2 separate regions of the Homo sapiens genome follow, and region 1 is linked to region 2. A link is a contact called in ENCODE Hi-C or POLR2A ChIA-PET data. All regions are on one chromosome and are shown on one strand. The core of a region is the stretch at or near the end of the contact, and the rest is flanking DNA. Distances in the headings are between cores, read along the strand shown. Region 1 overlaps HSPB7 (heat shock protein family B (small) member 7). Region 2 overlaps PLEKHM2 (pleckstrin homology and RUN domain containing M2).

What was found. A loop is a pair of places that touch in the nucleus more often than their neighbours do. ChIA-PET counts read pairs that join two places held with the same protein, here RNA polymerase II (POLR2A). Pooled maps may share reads with other maps.
Region 1: a loop to region 2 is called in a pooled map, with 2.7 times the contacts of the local background. The contact joins two enhancer-like sites. A Hi-C loop is called at or near these places in 1 of 50 pooled maps. POLR2A ChIA-PET finds 5 or more read pairs at or near these places in 3 of 52 experiments (HEK293, Panc1 and activated CD8-positive, alpha-beta memory T cell).

The regions. Positions count from the first base shown.
Region 1 is chr1:16,010,431-16,014,142 of GRCh38, forward strand. It overlaps HSPB7 (heat shock protein family B (small) member 7), which reads right to left. Exons shown (of 3, transcript NM_014424.5): 3 at 3,599-3,712. Among named protein-coding and RNA genes, the nearest start is that of HSPB7, 5.8 kb to the right of the region's middle. RefSeq lists silencers at 2,459-2,668, 2,819-3,078. Within about 2 kb of position 2,246, at least 28 of the 41 ENCODE cell types and tissues checked have a DNase peak (open chromatin) inside an H3K27ac peak, as active enhancers do.
Region 2 is chr1:15,695,695-15,699,280 of GRCh38, forward strand. The region is part of intron 1 of PLEKHM2 (pleckstrin homology and RUN domain containing M2); the gene reads left to right. Among named protein-coding and RNA genes, the nearest start is that of PLEKHM2, 13 kb to the left of the region's middle. RefSeq lists enhancers at 1,302-1,351, 1,362-1,411, 1,422-1,481, 1,552-1,621. Within about 2 kb of position 1,382, at least 10 of the 41 ENCODE cell types and tissues checked have a DNase peak (open chromatin) inside an H3K27ac peak, as active enhancers do.

The DNA of each region.
Region 1 (3,712 bases), core at 996-3,495, 320 kb after region 2:
CTTATGACCTAGGTAGTCAGGCAAGCTGATAAGAATAGACAAAGCGAGCTATTTTGCAGGCTAGTGAACTTTCATTCTAGACTCAACTTTTTTGGTTTGGGTGAGGGCAACTAAGCGGGCCCCGACAAGCAGGCGCCGGCTATCAAAGCAGGGGCCTAGTATATTCTGTTCTTCTGTAGTTTGCGGACTCAAACCTATTCAAGCCACTTTGTTTTGGAAATGGACCACTGTATACATTATTTCCTTTAGGCCCAAGGTGACAGAGGTGTGAAAAACTTGGAATATGCAAAAAAGATCACAAAACATATCCAATACCATCTACGCATCGTCTGATTCTCAAGGGGGTGAGCATTTTTCTTTGCCTTTGAGCTATTTTACAACTCTGTCTATTGTAAGTAGCCCGTAGGAATGCAACATACTTCTTGTCTACAGACAAGCAGATTCTGTCCTGTCCTGTTCAAGTCCAGTGGACTCTCCTTCCCAACTGTGGAAGAAGCCAGTGTTACCTCTGTGCACATTCATTTCAATATTCCCTGACCTACAGATATCATCTGTTCTTTGCCTCCTTCTTTGAACTGCTTGTGACATCTTACTGGTTCCTTCATTAACCATGAATTAAGTAAAATCATCAGTGAGAATGTAAAATGGTACAGCCACTTTGGGAAACAGTCTGGCAGTTCCTCAAACAAACATGGAGCTTTCAGAGGACCCAGCAATTCTGCTCCTAGATATATACTCAAGAGAAGTGAAAACATTCGTCCATGTGAAAATCTGCACAAATGGCCAGGCGTGCAGTGGCCGGTGTAATCCCAGCACTTTGGGAGGCCAAGGTGGGTGGATCACCTGAGGTCAGGAGTTCCAGACCAGCCTGGCCAACATGGTGAAACCCCGTCTCTACTAAAAATATAAAATTAGCCAGGCATGGTGGTGCACGCCTGTAATCCCATCTACTCAGGAGGCTAAGGCAGGAGAATCGCTTGAACCCAGGAGACGGAGGTTGTAGTGAGCCGAGATCGCGCCATTGCACTCCAGCCTGGGTGACAAGAGTGAAACTCTGTCTCAAAAAGAAAAAAAAGAAAATCTGCACGAGTGCACAGAGCAGCACTAGTCACCAAAACCAAAGGGTGGAACCAAACCCAAGCATCCATCAACTGATGAAAAGGTAAGCAAATTGTGACCTAGCCATGCAACAGAATATGTTTCAGCCTTAAAAAGGAAAAGATTATTGGTCCATGCTACAATATAGATGAATCTCGAAAACATTATGCGAGGTGAAAGATGTCAAATACAAAAGGTCACTTTTTTTTTCTTTTTCTTTTTTTTTTGAGACAGGTTCTCACTCTATTGCCCAGGCTGAAGTGTAGTGGCTCAAACATGGCTCACTGCAGCCTCAACCACCAGTGCTCAAGCAAGTCCTCCAGCCTCAACCCCCAAGTAGCTGGAACTACAGGCATGTGCTACCATACCCTGTTAATTTTTGCATTTTTTGTGGAGATGCAGTTTTGCCATGTTGTCCAGGCTGATTTCAAATAAATACTTTGTATTTATTGAGCTCAGGCAATCCACCCTCTTCAGCCTCCCAAAGTGCTGGGAATGCAGGAGTGAGCCACCACACCCGGTCATTTTTTATTTTATTTGAGTCAGGGTCTCACTGTGTCACCCAAGATAGAGTGCGGTGGTGCGATCACGGCTCGCTGAAGCCTCCATCTCCTGGACTCCAGCCATCCTCCCACTTCAGCCTCCCGACTAGCTGGGACCACAGGTGCACGTCACCATACCAGCTAATTTTCGTATTTTGTGTAGAGACGGGTTCTTGCCATGTTGCCCAGGCTGGTCTCTAAACCTTGGGCTCAAGAGATCCTCTCACCTCAGGCTCCTGAGCATGCGCTACTTCCATCTGACTTTGAAGACAGGGTTTGGGAAGGGGCTCTGAACATCTGCCTGGGCTCTTTGTGCTCTGGCTCTGGAGGGCTTCCTGGAGGAGGAGGCCTTTGGCCTCTGCTAGGCCTTCAAAGTGAGGAAACCTTCTAGGTCCTCTCTGCCCCTCCCAGTCTCTGGTACTACCTGACCTGGACTTTCTCACAGGTCTCCAGCCCCAGAGAGCTGCGTCTTTTCAATTTCCCCTACCTGCTGCCCAGGCCCACCCCCAAAGCTACAAGACGCGAGAGCCCCCTTTCCCTGTGGGGGCTGCCAGGGTGGGAGGAGGGAAGCTGCCTCAGCCCATTGGTGGTGGCGACTGATCCAGGTTGACCCAGCAGATGGCCTTCCAGAGCCATAGCAAGGATTCACATCCCAACCGTGCCACTTCCAGGCTGGGTGACCTTGGGCCAGTTGCCTGACCTCGCTGATCCTCCGTGTCCTTCTAGGCACACCGTTAATCATAGTACCTGCTTTGCAGGACTCTTGTGGGAATCAGCGGCGCGCCTGGCACACACTAGTTGCTCAATGAATGGGGCGGCTATAATTACTCTTCCGGGTGGGGGCGGGGCGCAGGGCCTGCAGCCAGGCCTATATTTAGCCTGGAAGGGGGTTGGGGGCGCTGGGAGACAAAGCGCCGCGGCCAGTCTGGGCGCCCAGGGGGCGGAGCCGGCGAAAGCCCCGCGGCCGACCCGCCCTCCCCTACCGCAGGGTCACCTTGGCCGGGCTGGCGGCCAAGGGCTCCTTCAGACCCGACGTGCCCCAGCGGCCCAGCGGCCGCTTGGTCCCCTGAGCAGTCCTCATCCTCGCAAACTGCTGTCTGGGGAGGGGGCTGCTGGGGGCTGGGGGTGGTTTTCGGCCCCACTGACCACTTGGGAAGCTGCCCCCTTTCCCAGCACCGGCCGGCCGAGGGAGGGCTCGCTGAGATCCGTACGCCAAGGTGAGCCTGACCCCGGGTGGGGGGCGTGGGAGGGGGAGCCAGGCTGGCTCCTCCCCCAACCTCGCGCCAATGAGTGTCGGGGCTGCAAATAGCCCAGTGGAATCAGTGAGTCATGGAGGCTGGAAATACCGCGCCCCCTCTGATCCCCTCCCCTCCTCCTGACCGCAGCCGGTGGAGCTGCACTGGGGAGCAAGCCTGGGGGTGTGAGGGGTGGGGGACCCCTCCGGAGAGCTCCCCTCCCCAGGCTCCCTGAACCAACCCGGACACCCCCGCCCCCAAGTTCCAGCTGGCTTTGCCTCTGGGGCTGTGTGACCCTGGGCCAGTCACTCAGACTCTCTGGGCCGCAGAATCCCCATTAGGTACAAGAAGGGCTTCAAGAGGGCAGGCGACCCGGTGCAGCCTGCCCACCTTTGCGTCCCTGCGCCTGGGACTGAAACAGTGCCCGCCACATAGCAGGACAGTAAATATCTCTGGAAGGAAAGAAATAATAAAAAGGGAAGGGCAGGCAGTTGGACGAGAAGGTGTTGCAAGGGTTTTCCAGAAACAATCCTGGGGTTCCTGCCCAGGGGGGTCTGGGGAGCCCACGGAGGAGGCCGAGGAACGCCCACATTTTGTGAGGTCTTCAGCTTTAACTTGAGCTACAACCCCCATCCCCAAATCTCAAAGAAGGTGTGTCTGTTTCTCTCAGGGTTTCCAGCCCTGCCCTAAGTTTGAGAACTCCAGGCAGGCGGCCTCCAGAAGTCTGTGAGACTGTCCTTTATTGTGTATACAGGTTCCAGCGTCAGGGCTCTCCCACGGCCCCCTCCCCAGTCCTCCCCCAAGGGGCCCAGAGTGGTGGGAGTGAGAGGCCACCCT
Region 2 (3,586 bases), core at 132-2,631:
AGTGATGGGGTTTCACCATGTTGGCCAGGCTGGTCTCCAACTCAGGTGATCTGCCCGCCTCAGCCTCCCAAAGTGCTGGGATTACAGGTGTGAGTCACCGCACCTGGCCTTGGGGTTTGTTTTTTGAGACAGGGTCTTGCTCTGTCACCCAGGGTGGAGTGCAGTGGTGTGATCTCAGCTCACTGCAGCCTCGACCTCCCAGGATCAAGTAATCCTCCTACCTCAGCCCTCCTGAATAGCTGGTACTACAGGTGTGCACCACCACGTCCAACTAATTTTTTCTATATTTTTTTTTTTTTTTGTAGAGATGGAGTTTTGCCATGTCGCCTAGGCTGCTCTGAAACTTCTGGGCTCAAGCCATTCTCCACCTTGGCTTCCCAAAGTGCTGGGATTACAGGCATGAGCCACCACACCCACCCGATGCCTGTTTAACACATGAGGGAATGGAGTTTAGAGAAGTAAACTGCCAGAGGTTATTAAGCTCACAAGGAGCAGGGCTGGGATTCAAACCATTTTCTGGCTCTTGCTCTTTCCCATTTCTCTGACCCTTTTCCTTCTCCATGGTGTTGGTCTTGAAGTAACAGATAACACGTCCCCATGGGTCAAGTCTGGGGGCCAGTCCTCCATAAAACCACCTAACAAATATTTGTTTTTATTGTTTTGTTTTGTTTTGAGACGGAGTTTTGCTCTTCTTGCCCAGGCTTGGAATACAGTGGCACAATCTTGGCTCACTGCAACCTCCGTCTCCTGGGTTCAAGCAATTCTCCTGTCTCAGCCTCCCGAGTAGCTGGGATTATAGGCGCCCGCCACCACGCCCGGCTAATTTTTGTATTTTTAGTAGAGACGGGGTTTCATCATATTGGTCAGGCTGGTCTCGAACTCCTGACCTCAGGTGATCCGCCCGCCTCGGCCTCCCAAAGTGTTGGGATTACAGGCATGAGCCACCGCGCCTGGGCACAAATATTTGTTGAGTGAGTATTATGTGCTGAGCACTCTTCTCGTCATAGGAATCAACAGTGAGCAAATCCTACCAAGCTCCTTCCCCCGTGGGGCAGACATTCTGGAAGAGGAGACAGACATCAAACAAATTGCAGTGGGATAGGTGTACACCCCAAGTCCTCCCTAATGTCCTTTACTATCCATTATGGATTTGTAATCCAGGAAGGTCCATCATGCTTTCTAGCCTTGTATTTACGTTTTCAGCCTGTAGAATATCTGACTGTATTGCACGGGCCTTGGAATGGCAGCAAGGGTCCCCCCAGGATCCCCCAGCCTAACATTGTGATTTAGACAGTGACAGAGTGAGCATTTCCCTTGGCCATACTTGGGTTGTCTGGGTGGGGGAGGCACTCATGAGGTGGTGGTGTAGGCACAGGAGAGGAAAAGGGAAGTGAAAGATGAACACGCCAGCTGAAGCTTCTGTGCTTTGAAAGCCTGGTTAAAATGAGGCTTTGAAAAACTCCCTTCTCCTCCGCCAGTGCCACACACAACACTGAGCGTGCAGAGCTCAGAAAACCGAGCTCAGGGTCTCTGCCAGCTCCTGCTTCCGTCCCAGCAGTAGAAGAATGGAGTAGAATCGTGTGCACTCTGTTTTTCAGGCCATTGGCTGGCTTCTAGGTCTCTGGTGTTCGCTGAGGGGCCCCTTGGCAGAACCTCTTAGCAGTTTTCTCCCCACCTTAAGAGGAGTCCTCGGTCCCTCCGTAAGAAGTCAATCCCTGTGCTGAGTTCTCAGCCAGAGTAATCATAGTACCTTGAGGCTTGCACACTCCCCTTCCGGGAAGAGGAAGCATTTAGCTGCTTTTGGAAACCATGTTCTGTCAATTATGCTAGAGATCTGTGCCCAAGTAGGCTAGTCACTTTCAGCTGTCATTTTTCCTACACCACAAAGAAAGCACAGAAAAATGAAATCCACAGAAAAATGAAATGCACAGATAATTCAAGTACCTGCTTTTTTCCAGCTTTCCCCCTGCATGTCTTTCTTTTTCTTGAGACAGGGTCTCACTCTGTCACCCAGACTGGGATGCAGTGGTGCAATCACAGCTACTGCAGCCTCTGCCTACCAAGTAGCTGGGACTACAGGTGTATGCCACCATGCCCAGCTAATTTTTTTTTTTTGTACATTTAGTAGAGACAGGGTCTCGCCATGTTGCCCAGGCTGGTCACCCCCTGCATATCTTTCAATAGAGCTGCCAGTAAAGCAGAGAGTCTACCAACTCTCCAGCAGAAGGACTAATGAGCAGTAATTTCGGAGGTGGGCAAAGAAACCTGTGCAATTAGCTGCTGTATTTAGTGGCAAATGAATGGTTAAGAAGCATTGATTTCACCAAACTTGCTTAAAGATCGATGCAGTCCCATGGTGGATAAACCCTTTATGACAGCTCTACACGTTGGGGGACTTTACCAGACCCAGGTTGCCACCCAGTCTGGGCACACGCCCTTCCTGGCTAGGGGCATTGACTGCCCTTCTAAGACATCGCTGAAGGACAGCATTTTTCTTTTTAATATTATTTTTATTTTTTATTTTTTATTTTTAGAGACAGGGTCTTGCTCTGTCACCCAGGCTGCAGTACACAACCATAACTCCCTGCAACCTCAAGCTCCTGGGCTAAAGCAATCCTCCCGCCTCATCATCCCAAGTAGTTGGGACTATAGGTGTGTGCCACCAGGCCTGGCTAATTTTTTAGTATTTTGTAGGGACAGGGGTCTTGCTATGTTGCCCTGGCTGGTCTTGAACTCCTGGGCTCAAGCGAACTTCCTGCCTTGGGCTCCCAAAATGCTGGGATTATAGGTGTGAGCCACCACTCCCAGCCAACAGCATTTTTGTTTTTCTTTCTTTTTCTTTCTTTCTTTCTTTCTTTTTTTTTTTTTTTTTTGACATAGTCTTGCTCTGATGCCCAGGCTGGAGTGCAATAGTGCAATCTTGGCTCACTGTAACCTCTGCCTCCTGGGTTCAAGTGATTCTCCTGTCTCAGCCTCCCAAGTAGCTGGGATTACAGGTGCGCACCACCACACCTGGCTAATTTTTTGTATATTTAGCAGAGACAGGGTTTCACCATGTTGGCCAGGCTGGTCTTGAACTCCTGACCTCAGGTGATCCACCCACCTCAGCCTCTCAGAGTGCTGGGATTATAGGTGTGAGCCGCTGTGCCTGGCCAACATTTTTCATATAGAGCAACTAGCCTCATTGTTTTTGAATTGCAAGATCTCTGATTGGTTCTTATGCGGGGGTGATTTCTGGGCTTTCTTGCTCTATAATTCACTATAATTTGATTGCCATTGAGAATGAAATATTTTCTAGGCTATGGTGCAGTGGAACCTCAGGTGAAGGATTTTAAAATTAGGGGAGTAGGCTTGACGCAGTGGCTCATGCCTGTAATCCCAGGATTTTAGGAGGCCAAGGCAGGAGGATCACTTGAGCCCAGGAGTTTGAGACCAGCCTGGGCAATATAGTGAGACCCCATCTCTATTATTTTATTATTGTTATTATTATTTTATACTTTAATTTCTAGGGTACATGTGCACAATGTGCAGGTTTGTTACATAGGTGTGCAGGTTTGTTACATAGGTGTACATGTGCCATGTTGGT